2 separate regions of the Homo sapiens genome follow, and region 2 is linked to region 1. Evidence: chromatin loops called from intact Hi-C (ENCODE). Cell type or tissue: PC-3. All regions are shown on one strand. Links, peaks and the distances in the headings refer to the core of each region. The heading gives the core; the rest is flanking DNA. Region 1 overlaps STAMBP (STAM binding protein). Region 2 overlaps DGUOK (deoxyguanosine kinase).

The links. Peaks named below come from ENCODE experiments on the same cell type or tissue, not always from the same donor. Only the 100,000 strongest peaks of a DNase experiment are listed, where the experiment ranks them.
Region 2: a loop joins it to region 1, with 2.6 times the contacts of the local background. A loop is called at or near these places in 2 of 110 quality-filtered maps.

The regions. Positions count from the first base shown.
Region 1 is chr2:73,847,960-73,855,959 of GRCh38, forward strand. It overlaps STAMBP (STAM binding protein), which reads left to right. Exons shown (of 10, transcript NM_213622.4): 6 at 1,404-1,528; 7 at 2,417-2,554. All of the region lies in intron 1 of LOC112268419 (a long non-coding RNA gene), which reads right to left. Among named protein-coding and RNA genes, the nearest start is that of STAMBP, 23 kb to the left of the region's middle. In PC-3, for the core only: a CTCF peak has its summit at 3,473; a DNase peak (open chromatin) is centred at 4,292; H3K27ac peaks cover 688 bases.
Region 2 is chr2:73,934,871-73,944,261 of GRCh38, forward strand. It overlaps DGUOK (deoxyguanosine kinase), which reads left to right. Exons shown (of 7, transcript NM_080916.3): 2 at 4,040-4,152. Among named protein-coding and RNA genes, the nearest start is that of DGUOK, 13 kb to the left of the region's middle. RefSeq lists an enhancer at 2,468-2,967. In PC-3, for the core only: CTCF peaks have their summits at 4,757 and 4,971; a DNase peak (open chromatin) is centred at 4,311; H3K27ac peaks cover 1,411 bases.

The DNA of each region.
Region 1 (8,000 bases), core at 1-8,000:
CTGAAGAGCTAATATTATTCTTGAAAGTCAGACTGTCAACTTTTTAGTGAAAGGAAAAGAATGTGCCAAACCGAATTCATAATCCTCAGATAACATCATCAGACTGCTGTGTGACTCTGTGTCCCCTGCTCTGACTTTGTTACCTCTCTAGCAATTCAGATCTTGCTGTTGAATACGCAAAAGCAGAACATCTTTCCCCTCCCACTTTTTTTTTTTAAATATGAAAATATAGCTGTGAGAGACACTTCCTAACTTTAGCTTGCTGGCTGTCTCACAGAGTTTCTCCATGGTGTTCAGAAACTGGGTCCATTCTTGGCATTTTTTATGAGCTGCTTTGTTCATGCCTTTTTTGGGGGACTACACTGTATTTTTTATTTTGTTGTGGTTTGGCATTTAACTTCTTCCAGAAGAGTAAGTTCAGAAGTAAATAACTGCCCAGATTGTTTTCCATTCTCAAGAATATACACCAGTGTATTTCTTTTAAAGTCATACTCTGATATTCTTATCTGAGATAAAAGAGATTTAAAATTAAAAGTTCAGATGAATGGGCAGTGTCTTAGTCCATTTTGTGCTGCTATAACAGAATACCTGAGGCTGGATAATTTATAATGAACATAAATTTATTTGGTTCATAGTTCTGGAGAGTGGAAAGTCCAAGACCCAGGGGCCTGGCAAAGGCCTTCTTGCTGCGTCATCCCACGACAGAAGGGTGGAAGGGCAAACAAAGATCCCTCATAGCCTCATCACCTCTTAAAGATCCTACCTCTCAATAATTTTGCATTAGGAATTAAGTTTCCAAAACATGAACTTTGGGAGACACAGTCAAACCACAGCAGGGAGGTTATTTTTTTAATTCTTTGTATTAGATTCTGACAGAAAATTCCCAAATGTTTCAAGAACTTGTGTCTTTTTCCCCCCTAAATTTTATTTTTTACTTTTATTTTTTAAGTTTTTGTGGGTACATAGTAGGTGTATGTATTTATGGGGTACATGAGATGTTTTGATACAGGCATGCAATATGAAATAAGCACATCATGGAGAATAGGGTATCCATCCCCTCAAGTATTTATCCTTTGAGTTACAAACAATCCAATTACATTCTTAAGGTTATTTTTAAGAAAACTTTTCTTAAGGTAGTAGTTTGCCCTTTTCTTAACTTGAATAATTAAAGCCTACTATTTTCTCTTCTTGAAGTAATGTGCTCCTTACAGCTGTGGCCCAAGATTGGAGAAGACACTTTACAGCCCTTTTTTTGGTGCCATTAGAATGAGATCCCTACTCACTGCCTGAAGTTGGGGGAATCCCAGTGGCTTAATGTTGCTCCTCCAGGGCTGCTGGCTGTGAGGTCTGCTTGAGGAGGCAGGGCTCAGTGGTCGCAGACTATTCTCCTTTCTCCTTTACAGTTCCCACAATCGATGGATTGCGCCATGTGGTGGTGCCTGGGCGGCTGTGCCCACAGTTTCTCCAGTTAGCCAGTGCCAACACTGCCCGGGGAGTGGAGACATGTGGAATTCTCTGTGGAAAACTGGTAAAAAGAAAAAAAAAACCAAACTCTTCTCTGAACCGAAACTGTTTCTTCCCCTCTTGGCATCCTGTGACTCTCAGAGAAAATATCCAGGGTCAGTTACTCTTTGTACCAAGGAACCGTGGACTGCATAATTTCATGTCACTTTGAATTTGGTGACCCTGTATTGATTGATTGAATTGAAGTGGTTATTTTAATGCTAGTAGTAAGAAATACCTAATTTTAAACTTGGTAGGAAGATCCAGTCATTATCTACATATCAATTTTTTTGGTACCTACTTTATGGTAGGACCTGGGAATATAAAATATGTAAAGCACATAGTATGTGTCCACGAAAAGTGCCCAGTCACTTTGGAGAGAAGGCAGACATGCACTAAAGTCTAACCAGCATGCTGAAAAATATGTACAGTATAAGTATTGGGAATTTTGAGGAAGGAAAGGTCACTGAATGGAGGCACTTAAAGAACCCATTACTGCTGAATGAATAAATAAATGAAGTAGAGTAAATGTAAGCCGAGGCTTACAGGATGAGAAGGGCTTAAGGAAACAGTGACAGGACAACAACTTTAGACCTGAGCAAGGGAAGAGAAATGGTACTCTACCCAGAGCTTCTCAGCAGAGCAGTTTGGCACAGCAGGAAATTCCCTCAGGGCTGTGGTGTTTGCCCAGGCTGCAGAGTTCTGGGGTTGGTCTCTGCATCTGTCGCTGTACAGAGTACCCCAGGCAATGTGCATCAGCAGCCAAGGTTGTGAACCACTGAGTGGCAGGACTCCTGCTGTGTGGGAAGGGCTTTCACTTGTATAGATGCTTACCTTTCCACTGTCGGGATGGAGTGGAGCAGGGTTGCATGAGCACCAGGGAATTGTGACCAGCTGTTTTCTCCTTTGGCAGATGAGGAATGAATTTACCATTACCCATGTTCTCATCCCCAAGCAAAGTGCTGGGTCTGATTACTGCAACACAGAGAACGAAGAAGAACTTTTCCTCATACAGGATCAGCAGGGCCTCATCACACTGGGCTGGATTCATGTAAGCAATTCTGAGCTGTCCGAGAGTTAGTCTCTGCCTCTCCCATGGTGGTATAAATACATGAGTGTTTCTTTGAACAAAGTCAATTATATCCAGATTATTTATTGTTTTTCTCTCTTTTGGATGCAGTCCTTAGCATACTTGACTATTGCACTTTGGTATTGTTTTCTGGGAACACTTAGGGCTTTTAAATTTTTTTAACTTTTTATTTATTTTTTAGTAAAAATAAACTGTTTTCCCTAAAGTTCCAGTTTCCCTCTGAGTGTAACTGGTGATGGGATGCTGGCCTAGAATATAAGTGGACATTGACCTTAGAGACTATGCCTACTGTGTACAGATGATGTTCCTTAAAGGTATATAATTCAAAATATTTTAAATGAGCCAAGGAGGTTAATTCAGATGCTTGCATTTGGTCTTTCTTAAAGCACCTTTATATAAACAAGAAGGGCTATAAATACACATGATTTTCAAGTGTCTGCATATCTTGTGCAGCCTTCTGGTAATGTTCAGGTAAAATATAATGCCTTCCCTAAAGATTATTTTTAAATTTTTCTTTCTATTCCTTTTCAACCCCTCACTCTCATAGCCCAAGCTGCATTTTATGCTGTATGACAGAGTTACAAATAAATTGGCTTATTCTTGGATTACACATACTTGTATGCCAGAATTTGGGAAAGACTGACCTGTGAGGCAGTCCCATGTGCCTTCTGTCCTTTCTTCTATTCAATTACATTCATGTTGATGATTTGCCTATTATTGTGTATCCCCATCCCACCCCCATTGTAGTAGATGGGGGAGAGAAAACTTGTTCCTTATCTGCCAGGGCATACAAATTTGAGTAAGGTATGATTTTAGCCTCATGAAGGAGATTAAATAAATAGACAATTAATAACTTCACCTGGGGCAGAACGTGCTAAAGGCCACAAGAGGTGCCAGCGAGGCACTGTGGAATTCAGAGGAAGGAGGGACCATGCCTGATAGGGTTTAGTAGAATGTTGGCAAGCTGGGCCAAGGGCAAGTTCCTTAAGGAGCAGACAGGTGGAGAAGAGGCGGACTCTGTCCCTGGAGCACTGGGGGGACCAGTTCACTGAGATTTATGGTTCATATCAGGAAACAGTGGTAGATTTTTTTTTTTTTTTTTTTGAGACAGAGTTTCACTCTTTTCACCCAGACTGGAGTGCAATGGCAAGATCTTGGCTCACTGCAACCTCCACCTCCCGGATTCAAGCGATTCTCCTACCTCAGCCTCCCAAGTAGCTGGGACTACAAGCGCCCGCCACCATGCCCAGCTAATTTTTGTATTTTTGGTAGAGATGGGATTTCACCATGTTGGCCAGACTGGTCTCGAACTACTGATCTCAGGTGATCCACCCGCCTCAGCCTCCCAAAGTGCTGGGATTACAGGCATGAGCCACCACGCCCGGCTAGATATGTTTTAATGTAGTACATTGGAGCCGAGTTCTGGAGGGTCTGGGGTGGACAGGCAGAATTGTTCCACTTTTTAGTAAGTGGAAAATTCCTAAAGGTTTTTGAGTAGAGCAATGATATGATTAAAGCCATACTTTAGAAAATTTAACATAAATACAGTTTTAAGGTAGGTTGTGGCAAGGAGATGATTTAAGAGGTTAGTGTGCTGATAAAGCCTAATAATGATAAGAGCTAGGGTGATGCTAGTGTGTTTGGGAAGGAGGAGATGAATGTAGGATTTCAGAGGATTTGGGAAATGAGTAATAGAGGATGATGACTCAGAGTCAATGGTGACTCAGAGATTTGGGGCCTTGCAGTGATCATCTCATAAGCAAAAGTAGGGGATCCAGGAGAAGGATTTGGTTTGAAAGTGGGGTTCAGTTCTGAGCATGTTAAATTTCAGGTATTGATGAGATATTAAATCACTGGAGGTAGTTATCAGCCAGTTGGCAATGTAGGGCTAGAACTTGGGAGCAAAGTCAAAGCAGGAGAGAGGGCTCTGGGAATCCACTATTTAGTGCTGATCTTGGAAGCCCTGGAAGTAGGAGAAGAGTCTAGAGCAAGAAAAGGTTCACTGGCAACTTGGGGGACAGGCTACCTAATGTAACATAGAATGTAGTTAGCAATGGAGCAAAGAGATGTATGAAAAAGGTGAGGGTAGTGGTAAGGCACAGAAGCCATAGGAGGAGGAAGGCTCTTTTGTTTTGTTTTGTTTTTGAGACGGAGTCTCACACTGTCGCCCAGGTTGGGGTGCAGTGGCGCAATCTTGGCTCTGCAACCTCCGCCTCCCAGGTTCAAGTGATTCTCCTGCCTCAGTGTCCTGAGTAGCTGTGATTACAGGTACCCGCCACTATGCCTGGCTAATTGTGTGTGTGTGTGTGTGTGTGTGTGTGTGTGTGTGTATTTTTAGTAGACTGGGTTTCACTATGTTGGCCAGGTGTGTGTGTGTGTGTGTGTGTGTGTGTGTGTGTGTGTATTTTTAGTAGAGACTGGGTTTCACTATGTTGGCCAGGCTGGTCTCGAAATCCTGACCTTGTGATCCTCGTGATTATAGGCATGAGCCACCGCACCCGGCCAAGGAAGGCTTTAAGAAAAAATTTCCAGATGTTAACCATGTCACATCCTATGGAGAGCTCCAGAATGGTGAAGACTCGGATCGGCCTGGATTTGATGAAATTATTGAGGATCTCGATTTAGTGTGTTTTAGGCATTAATGGGAGTAGACTGTAAGAGTTTAAGAACTCATAGGGATTAAGTTTGTGGAGACAATGAAGTATACACTACCATTTTGAGCAACTTAGCTCTAGAGGAAAGGAGAAACATGGAATGGTGGTTTAAGGAGAAGTTGGGTTGAGAGAATGTTTGGTTGATTGTTCAAAGTGAAAGGCTTGAACATGTTTTGTTTTGATGAAATATAACACATGTAATAAGAAAGCACACAGAAACTAAATATATACTTTAGGCCGGGTGCGGTGGCTCAAGCCTGTAATCCCAGCAGTTTGGGAGACCAAGGCGGGCAGATCACGAGGTCAGGAGTGCGAGACCAGCCTGGCCAACATAGTGAAACCCTGTCTCTACTAAAAACACAAAAATTAGCTGGACATGGTGGCGCATGCCTGTAGTCCCAGCTACTCGAGAGGCTGAGGCAGGAGAATTGCTTGAACCCCAGAGGCGGAGGTTGTGGTGAGCCAAGATTACGCCACTGCACTCCAGCCTGGGCAACAGAGCGAGACTTGGTCTTGGGAAAAAAAGAAACTAAATGTACACTTTAACAAATCATTAAGCAAATATCTATGTACATACACTACCTAGGTCAGGAAACAGAACACTGTCAGGAGCATGCATGCCCTAAGGGAGGGAAGTCCTCCCTTCCTTGCTTCGTTTATAATTTCACCACTTCAATGTGTATCTCTAAACACTATAGTTTACTTTTGCCTGGCTTTTACCTTTTTGTAAATGGAGTTATACCATATGTATATTTGTGTCTTGCTTCTTTTGCTCAACATTTTGAAGGTTTATCCACATTCTTGTGTGTAGTTTTCTGAACATGTTCTTATGCCCAATGAGCCAACAATGGAGATGTAAAAGGGCAGGAGAGACAAGGTAATGTGGTGATAAGGAAGGATCGAATGAGAAGTACATAGAGGGATTCATCTTCACAGGGGGAAAAACATCCATTCCTCCAAGACAAGATTGAATGAACGGAAATGAAGATCCAGAGAGATTTTTGAAATGATGTCTGGAGGAGTTGAGGAAACACGTTTTAGACAATCTTGACCTCAATAAGGTTGGAGTCTAGGTCTGCTGTTGAGCAAGAGGGAGACCAAGGAGGAATTAGAAACTGGAGGAGATGGGGGAAAGTTTAGAATCATTACTGTACAGACTTCAGGTAGAACTTAGCTACAAATGAATAAAAGAGTTTTAAGTATCAGTGAGGGTCCAGTTGGGAACAGATTTGAAGCCTAAATTGATAGTAGTTCAGCTTTTTTATTTTTATTTTTTGAGATGAGGTCTCACTACATTGTTTATGTTGGAATACAGTGGCTATTCACAGGCACAATCATACTGCACTACAGCCTTGAGCTCCTGGGCCCAAGTGATCCTCCTGCCTCAGCCTCCTGAGTAGCTAAGACTACAAGCACACACCACTGTGCCCAGCTAGTTCAGCTTTTTTTCCTCCATATTTCTGCACCATTCCTTCCTAATTCGGGATTAAAAACAAACAGGCTGAGTATGGTGGCTCACACCTGTAATCCCAGAACTTTGGGAGGCCAAGGTGGGAGGATCACTTGAGGCCAGGAGTTCAAGACCAGCCTGGGCAACATAGCAAGACCTCATCTCTATAAATTAAAAAAAAAATTATGCATTTGTGGTGGCACACGCCTGTGGTCCCAGCTACTTGGGAGGCTGAGGCAGGAAGATCGCTTGAGACTGGGAGGTCAAAGCTGCAGTGAGCCGTGATCACACCACTGCACTCCAGCCTGGGCACCTGGGCAACAGAGCGAAAACCCTATCTCAAAAACAAACGAAAAGCAGACCGAAAGATTTATTCAGATCTTAAAATTGGCCAGAGGAAAATGCAAAAGATCAGTTCTTCCTTCTTAACCTTGTCAACTATGAATCAGCTGCCCAGGTCAAAAGTATGGTTATGGATTGATCACCAACTGTTGTCAAACCTCCAGCCCAGAACTCAAGGCACTCCTCATCATGTTTCAGCGCTATCTGAGCCATTTCCCTTTAGGGAAAATTTCCCTCTTAGGTACCCAGGCTGCCTTCAGCATTCACCCTCCTTGCTCATTTCTGCTCCTTCGGTATATTGTTTTCTCTTTGTCAAAGTGCCTTCCTCTATCCCCAGCAGCATGGGCACAGTGAACATAATGAACTATTCATTCAAGAAACTTGACTGTGAAAGGAAGGAGGGAGAGAAGGTACAGTAGTTAGAGAGGAGCAGGGGATCATGGCAAAGTTTTTTGATTCTGTTTAAGAGTTGTTTACTGAGTCCCTGCTTATGTCTCTTTATTATCTTTCTGGCTACCCACGTTTGCTCCCAGTTAGAATCCTGGACTCTAACCATGGGATGGAAGGTGGTGTTGGCACAGGCCACTGCTCTTTAGCAGCCTAAAGGATTATATTCTCATCAGGTAGAAACTTTGTGGTCACTGAAGTCCTTACATGCCCCATGAAGACTTGTGTGTGGATTTGCTGCCTGCACTGAGCTAACACGTTCCTGTCCTGAAGGCTTCTTCCACAGTGAGCTCATCACAGCACCCTGTGGAATGGTGCTTCTCAGATGAGGCTGCACATAAGAATCACTTAGTGAGCTTTCAAGAAAAATGTTCCTTCATGATGGTTCTTTCTAGGAGTGGGGTGCAGGAGTCTGGGCTTTTGTCAAGCTCCTCAGGAGATTTGTTTTTTTGGACAGCAGGTTTGAAAACGCTAGTCAATTGCATGTCTTTATTGTCTGTGCTTTTCTGTCAGT
Region 2 (9,391 bases), core at 826-8,825, 88 kb after region 1:
GAGACCAACCTGGGCAACATGGTGAAACCCTGTATCTGCCAAAAATACAAAAATTAGCCGGGCGTGGTGGCACACACCTGTAGTGGTCCCAGCTACTCAAGAGGCTGAGGCAGGAGAATCGCTTGAACCCAGGAAACAGAGGTTGCAGTGAGCCGAGATTGTGCCACTGCACTCCAGCCTGGGCAACAGCTAGACTCTGTCTCAAAAATAAATAAATAAACAAACAATATATTGGACAGGTCAAACATACTGGACAGCTACTCAGGAGGCTGAGGTGAGAAGATCACCTGAGCCCAGGAGGCAGAGGTTGCTGTGAGCCAAGATCACACCACTGCACTCCAGCCTGGGTGACAGAGAGAGACCCCCATCTCAAAAGGAAAGATAGCAGCTAAGCTGGGATCTAACTAAATTGCAGTAAGTCTGAGATAGTGATATCATAAGAGATTGGCTGAAGAAGTATGGCTTTCTGTAGACAGGGGTGTTCTGGTCACTAGGAGGAGGCTTCTGAAGCAATGGAGAGCAAAACACCACCACTCTTAGGAACCCCCTGTGAACATCTTGAAACATTTGTCAAAACAAACAAACAAACAACACCCCAGCAAGAAGGGAAAAAAAAAATCTATGATGATCAGGTATCACAGCACTGAGAAAGTTATACTGTGTCTGGCTTTAATAAAACCATGTAACTTTGAATTATTTTTTAAAGTAATTATTCCACATCTGTGGGTGGTACCTGGCACAGCTCAGTTCCAGTGGAATTAGTTTAAGAAATACTGCCCTGTAGTGAATTACCCAGGCTCTCCAAGGCTGAGAAACATGGATGGCACAGCTCTCAGGACATTTCACCACCATTTACTGTCATTGTATGCTGAAGCTGCCTTGTGATTACTAAACTAGCTTTCCAGAAGCCTTGGAATGGGGCATGGGTTACAGAGTACCCTGAGTATTAGGTGTTATTGTTCCAGTCATTGGAACTGTATATTTCCTGTTACATCTAATTTGTTGGCATTCTAGAATTAATGTGTTTAAATTGCATGAGTCAATTTCTTGGAGTCCTGACTGCTCTTAGATGAACTAATAGTGTCTGACCTCAGAGCCCTTCCTTTCCATCTGCAACAGTTTTTTAAGGTAATTGTTTTTAACTTTTAAAAAATATAAGTAATTCTAACAATTGTTCAATCCCAGCCATCTAACAAATCAGCTACGTTTATCTTTTCATTTAATTAAAATAGCTTTTTAGCTATTAAATAGCAGGGACCATATTTTAGACTTGTTAAACAACCTACAATCTAAATATTGACCATCTGGGCCAAATATTTTAAGCGAGGGCTTACTCAGGGCAGACAGGTATCTGATAATATACACATTCAACCACTTCGCACCTGACCAGTGTGGTAGGAATTCAGAGCTAGAGAAGTCCTGAAGAAGTGGCACCTTAGGCTTGCTGGGGGAAAGGATTTAGACACAGGCCTGGAAGAGCAGGGGAGGGCATTTATTCATTGGAGTGTGGGAAGAGCAGGGATCGAACAGATGTGAAGAAGCACACACAAGTTAGGTGGAGGTGGGGACTGAGAGATGAGCGTGACTGTACAAATCCACAGATTCATGCTGTTTGTTCTTATCCTGCCTATTCAGAGAGGAGTTGGGGTGGCATGTAGTAAATGTCATCTATTAAATGTGTGGGTTCTTATGCTGAGACATCAGCACCCCAATCAGTAACCATAAGTGGAAGGATGCCCCCCTTCTTTCCCTTGAGAAAGATTACTTCTGATAGAGGAGATTGAGGTCCAGATACAGTCTTAAGATTTATTTTTTATTTTTCACAAATGTAGGTTTCAGAGGGAACTGAAATTAGTAATATATTGTGTATTTTATTCATTCAGCTAGGTCATTAGGTTGTAATTTGTTTTCTACCCTGGAGGAGCCCCATCCTGTAGCTGGAGAAACACAATGACAATTGCAGTGATGGAGTCTCACCCAGAATACCAACCATGCAGAAAGGAGGACTAGCTAATCCAGCTTAGAGGTGTCAGGATCTGGAAAGGCTTCACACAGGAGGTTCATCTAAACAGAACCTTGAGGATTGAGTAAGAGTTGGTCAGGTGAGGAGAGGAGGCGCTTCAGGAAATGGGAAAGCATATGCAAAGTCATATTTGCAAGAGAACATGGCATGATTGGAGTTTGGTCCTGCAGGAGGGTAGGCTACCTAAAGGAAAGCCAAGGCCAGAGAGGCATACACAGGGATCAGATCTTCTTGTGTCTTGCAGACCATGTTAAAGAGTTTGGAGTTTGTCATGAAGCTTGTTCAGGTCTTAGCTCAGATGTCACTAACTTCCCATTGCACTTAGAATAGAATTCAGACCTCTTACCATGGCCACAAGGCCCTATGTGATCTGGCCCCGGACTGCCCATGTGGCCACACCCATCTTGAGCCACTCCTCCATTGCTTGCCCTTGCTATAGCCAGTTAGCCGATAGAGAGCTGTCAAAAGATTGTAAGCAGTGTTATTTCATATTCAGTCTGGCCACAGTATGGAGCATGGATTGAAGAGAGCAAGGCCAGCATCAGAAAGGCAAGAGATGATAAGAGGCTGGTCTTGAGCATGGAGGTGGGAATGGAGAGAAAAGGACAAATATGAAAAATGTAGAAGCAAATGCAGAAGGATTTGGTGGCCACTGAGGTTTGGCAGAGGAGGGACTTCTGTCAGTGAGTGGATGGTGTGTTCATACCCTGAGGTCTGGGATACAGGAGGAAGCTCAATTTGGTGGGAAAGATGATTAGTTCATTTAGGAAATATGTTGACTTTGAGGTGTTTGTGGAATGTCCCAAGTGGAGATGTCTGGAGAGTTCTTGAATAGTCTCTGGAGCTCATGGAGGTATGGGCCAAACATTGGTATAAATGGGAAAAGATAACTTGAATGTTGTGGTACTAGGTTGATTTCATCTCCAAAATATTTCTCGAAACAACCACTACTTTTCACTCCTCTGCCATCACCTCGGGGCAAGCTGCTATATCTTTTAACTAGTCTGCCTGCTTCTGCTTCAGCCCATTCTTACACAGCTAGTGGAGTGATCTTCTAAAAATGAGAAGGAGTCTTATAATTTTCCTACTTAAAACCAATCTTCACTAACTTCCCATTGCCCTTAGAATAGAATTCAGTCTTCTTACCATAACTACAAAGCCCTGTATGACCTGGCCCTGGACTCCCTGTCTGGCCACACCCATGTTGAGCCACTTCTCCATCACTTGCTCATGCTGTAGCCATACTGTATGGCTTCTTCTAGGGCCTCAAACTTCTGTATTGTTGTGTGTCAAGTTCTTTCTCTCTTTCAGGTCTTTGCATATGCTACTCCCTTTGCATGAATTGTCATCTTTTAGGTCTTACCTCAGATGTCATTTTTTCAAGGGAGTCTCCTCTGACCTCCTGGGCTATATTAGTGCCATCCTGCATTTTTTCCTAGCACCTAACACAATATGTTAGTAGTTAATTGTGCGTTTGTATCACCCATACAAGCTCTGTGACGACAAAATCCATTCTGTGTTTTGTTTACCATTGTACCCACAGTTCCTGACAGTCCTGAGCTCATAGTCAGCACTCCATGAATATTTTTTAGATTTGTTGAATGAATGAGATTATAATCATTTTTATTTTTTGTCTTGAAAAACTTAGAAATTTTACACTGTCACAGTACAAATAGAATGGTGACTCAAGTGATAGAACTTATGGAGCTGATTTCATCTACTTTTACATTTTCAACTGTTATTAAATGCTCTGCCTCTGGAAGGTTGAGACATGGAAATTGCAAATTAAATCTTAAAAGGAATTTTTCCTCCCTATTGGCTGTATTCATTATGGTGGTTCTGGTTAGCATGAATTGATCTGTTATCAGTCTGACAATGGTACGGCTGCTGAGTTTGAAATTCAGAAAACTAATACTTGTTCCCTTGAGTTTGGGCGTTTGTGGCAGAGTTTAGTAGCAGCCTTCTCCTTCAGCCCTGATTTGGGAAGCATCCCAATACATGCTATTTGCATTGCAGCTGTGGGAAAGTCCACGTTTGTGAAGTTACTCACGAAAACTTACCCAGAATGGCACGTAGCTACAGAACCTGTAGCAACATGGCAGAATATCCAGGCTGCTGGCACCCAAAAAGTAAGTTTTTAGTTGTGGTGGGTAGTTGGCAGGCATGGGTGAATAATCTAATTGTCATAATTTAATTTACTCTCAGTGAGTAAAGTAGCCCAGTTTGAGTATCCTTTTTAAAATAGCTTCATTCCAGAAAGCAGACCACATACACCAGAGAGGATATGACTTGTTTGAATATGTGCAGTTTTGATTTTTGTGGTTTTTATATGTCTATCTAAGTGACTGCCTCTGTTGTTTGTGGTTTCCCAAAGCATGTCCAACCATCATGGATGGCTTTGAAGATGAATTTTGTCATTCCTACACTTAAGTATTTATATTATTACTTAAGCTAACCACTAGGATTAATAGCTAATTATAGTGATTTTAACTTTTTAAATAAAGTCTTAGAAATTAGAAGGGATATTAGAGAGGTTCCAGTCACACTTTGAGTCAATGGGAGAGGTTACAGCTAACATTTATGAGCATGTACTATGTGCCAGGCACTGTACTATGCCAAGCACAGTACATTTCACTTACACCTCATGGCTTAGGCCCTGGTGTCAAGACTATGGCTTTGGCAGAGGCCATAGAGTTGGTTTCCAGCCACATCAGTCTGAGTAAGGAAAGACTTGTTTCGACATGACCCTTAGAGGGAGCAGAAGCACCATGCCTCCTCAGGCACCATGAACTGCTCCTGCCGCCACCTGGGATATTCACTGAGTGGCACATTCTGGTTCTTAACTCTAATTACTAAACAGTTCTGCCTTTTAATGAGCCATGTTGCACCCCTGTGACTCTGACTCATTGGTTCAAGTTCTACCTCTTAAGTCTTTTAACTTTTCGCCGTAACAACCCTATATATAGTTGAAGGTAATGATTTTCCTGTTCTTTCTCCCCCTCAAGTCTCTCTCCTTTTTTTTTTTTTTTTGACAGTCTCATTCTGTCACCCAGGCTGGGGTGCAATGGTGTGATCTCGGCCCACTGTAACCTCCAACTCCTGGGTTCAAGTGATTCTCATGCCTCAGCCTCCTGAGTAGCTGGGACTATGGGTGCATGCCACCATGCTGGGATACTTTTTGTATCTTTAGTAGAGACAGGGTTTCGCCATGTTGGCCAGGCTGGTCTCAAACTCCTGGGCTCAAGTGATCCACCCACCTTGGCCTCCAAAGTGCTGGGATTATAGGCATGAGCCACCATGCCTGGTCAAGTCTTCTCTCTTTCAAGCCAAACACCTCCAGTTTTCCTCCAGGCTATTCTTTACTCTGAAGTAACTTTACCTAAGTGATGAGTCCTAGTTTGTTCACTTTCCACTTTGAATTTACTAAGAGTGCTACTTGGAGGTGAACAGGACATTCTGGATGTAGTCTAAGTGGGACAGAGTATCATGGAACTTGTTCTGGGTGCCATTTTTTTTTATTCCAACCCAGAATTGTGTTACCTTTTGTGGCTGGCATATCATGCCTATTGAGGATTTTTGCTGCTTAAGTTGTCTCTTTATATGTCTGTATGTGTGCCTGTGTGTGTATTTGTGAAATTAACTTTCCTATGCAGGAATAAATTACATATCTTTTTCTGAGTATGCCACAGGTCACCTGTGTGTATTTCAAAATACAGTCATGGGCTGCATAATGATGTTTCTGTCAATGATAGACCTTGTATACAATGGTGGCCCCATAAGATTATAACAACATATTTTTACTGTACCTTTTCTATGTTTAGATACACAAATACTTACCATTGTGTTACAGTTGCCTACAGTATTCAATACAGTAGCATGCGATACAGCTTTGTAGCCTAGGAGCAATAGGGTGTGTCATATAGCATAGGTGTGTAGCAGGCTATCCCATCTAGGTTTGTGTGAGTACATTTTCTGATGGTCACACAGTGACAAAATTGTCTAACGACACATTTCTCAGAACATATTCCTGTTGTTAAGTGGTACATGATTGCATGTCCACAATTGTTTGATATTCCTCCCTTCTAGAAGTAGAGCGTAATTCTTGCCTTGAATGCAGCTGGACTTTGTGATTTGTTTCTAGTAAATAGAAAGTAGCAAAAATAAGAAATACCTTTCTAGGGTAGGTCATAAGAGACACTGTAGCTTCCATCTTGTTCTGGGGGAAGCCAGCTGCCATGTCAGGAAGCAGCCTTTTCAAGGGGGCCACACGGAAGGAACTGAGGCCTCCTGTGAACAGGTACGTGAGTCTTTTTGGAATTGGATCTTTCAGCCACAGTCCAGCCTTCATACAACTGTAGCCTCAGCCAACATCTTGACTGAAACTTCATGAGAAACCCTGAGGCCCAGCCACCCAGCTAAGCTCCTTCCCAAATTCCTTCCCCATAGAAACTGAGATAATGAATGTTTTTGTTTAAGCCACTGAATTCTGGCATAATTTGTTAGGCAGCAATAGATAACTAATCATCCTGTAATCCCATTATTCAGAAGTAAAATGGACATTTTTCTACAGAGAAAATGTATAGATTTACATATACTTACATAAATGTATAAAATATATATACATTTGCTTTTTGAAACAAAAATTTTGATTGCCACCTGTATGTCACTTAATAGACAAGATCTCCCTTTCACAGTGATATCATTTTAATGGTTGTAGTGTACTGCATAATATGAATATTATCATTTAGTTATCCAGTCCTCTATTTTGAATGTTTAGTTTTCTAATTTCTTCCTATTATAAGCAGTGTTGCAATGATGAATATCATTGTAGCTATACTGCTTGTTTTTTAATATAAAGCCATGTTTTGTGTATCTTTTTGTTCTTTAGTGAATTGCCTGTCCAAACCCCTTGCCTTGTTTTTTTCTATTGAGATCTTCATCTTTGTGTAATGGCTTCATAAAAACTCATTGTATGTTAAGTATATTAACTCTGTCATATATTTGTTTGTCATTTTCTTTTTTTTTTTTTTTTTGAAACGGGGTCTCGCCTTGTCGCCCAGGCTGGAGTCCAGTGGTGTGATCTTGGCTCAGTGCAACCTCTGCCTTCCGAGTTCAAGCAGTTCTCCCTGCCTCAGCCTCCTGAGTAGCTGGGATTACAGGTGCCTGCCACCACACCCAGCTAATTATTGAATATTTAGTAGAGATGGGGTTTCACCATGTTGGCCAGGCTGGTCTGGAACTCCTGACCTCAGGTAATCCACCTGAATTGGCCTCCCAAAGTGCTGAGATTACAGGCGTGAGCCACTGCGCCCGACCATGTCATTTTTCTTTTATCTTGGTATATAATATATTTTTACAATATAATACATTTCAGTTTTTATGTAGTCTAACCTGTCCTTCTTTTTCCTCATAGTTAGCACCTTTGATGTTAAAATTGTAGCCCAGGAGTATAAAAATAATCTATTTCTTTTTGTTGCTTTTATGGTTTTATGTTTTATGTGGCTTTACAAGTTATAAGACTTTAGTTTTTTCACAAATGGTTATCTACTTAGCCAGTAGTATTCTTGTTTATTCCTGAGCAGAATATATATTTTGTTTTTATTGTGACTGAGATCTTTTTTCCACATCATCTTCTGAAACTGGTTATTGCTGTTTTAATGGAAAACAGTTGATTGTTATATTTATCTTATATGATTTAATTTCTCATTATTTTTTTATTTGCTTGAAGTTTTGGAAAATAATAGTTGTCTCTAAATAGTAATCATTTGAAAGAGTTTTCTAATATCTGTGCCACATTTCTATTTTCTTGTTTTCTTTCATTGGGTAGAACTTCCAGAGCAATATAAACTAATAGCAGTGAGGGTAGTTTCCTTATCTTGTTCTGTCATTAATGAAACTGCCTCTAATATATCAGTGTTAAGTTTAATGTTTATTATTCATTTCAGTAGACCGTGTGGTACACGTACCCTTTTGTTACTAGAATAGTAACTGTTTTTATCATGATCAAATGTTGAATTTCCATCAAAAACCACTTTAGCATCTAGTGAGATAAACAAGGGGTTTTTCTTTTTAATCTCTTAGTATTAGTCATAGATTTAATAATGGTACCATCCTCACATTTCTAGAATGAACTTTTTTTTGGTCATGATGTACTATTCCATTAATTTGGTAATGTGTTGTTTGGAATTTTGCATGTATATTTATTTATACAGTTGGTTGGTATTATTATTTGTGTGTATGGTGATTTTTGTTTGTTTTGACTTTTGGGTTCTTTTTAGGCAGGGTCTTCCTCTGTCACCCAGGCTGGAGTGTAGTGGCATGATCATAGCTCACTGCAGCCTTGAAGTCCTGGACTCAGGTATCTTCCCACCTCAGTCTCTTGGTGAGTTGGGACTATAGGTGCATACCACTGTCCCCATCTACTTAAAAATTTTTTTTTTTTTTTTTTTGTAGAGATAGGGTCTCACTTTGCTGCCCAGGCTGGTCTCGAACTCCTGGGCTCAAGCGACCCTTCCACCTCGGACTCCCAAGGTGTTGGGACCACAGATGTGAGCTGTGATGCCTGGCCCATGTGTAGTTTGTGACAGGTTTTACCATCAATGTTATGAAAATAAATGGAGAAATTTTGCATCTTTTCTAGCATAGAAATGATCTATTCCTTGAAGGTATGATAGAAATCATCTTTAAGATTATATGGATTCAGTACTGTTTGAGGGGAATCATTATTGGACAACTGTTTTCTGCCTCAGTTATTCAGGTTTTTTTTTTTTTTTAAGATGGAGTTTTGCTCCTGTTGCCCAGGCCAGAGTGCAATGGCACGATCTCAGCTCATTGTAACCTCCGCCTCCCAGGTTCAAGCGATTCTCCTGCCTCAGCCTCCCAAGTAGTTGGGATTACAGGCATACCACCATGCCCGGCTAATTTTGTATTTTTAGTAGAGACAGGCTTTCACCATGTTGGCCAGACTGGTCTCGAATTCCTAACCTCAGGCGATTCACCCACTTTGGCCTCCCAAAGTGCCGGGATTACAGGCATGAGCCACCATGTCCAGCCCCTAGGGAGAATTTCTTAAGCTGATACTCTTTTCTTTTTCTTTAAAGAGTCTCACTCTGTCACCCAGGCTGGAATGCAGTGGCCCTATTATAGCTCACTGCAGCATTGCTTCTCAGCCTTTTGGCTAAGATCAAGTGTATAGCTCACTGTAGCACTGAACTCCTGGGTTCAAGCAAATCCTCCCACCTCAGCCACCAGAGTAGCTGGGACTACAGGCATGCACCACTATGCCCAGGTAACTTTTAAATTTTTTTGTGGAGACAGAGTCTCACTATGTTGCCCAAGTTAGTCTTGAACTCTTGGCCTCAAGCAATC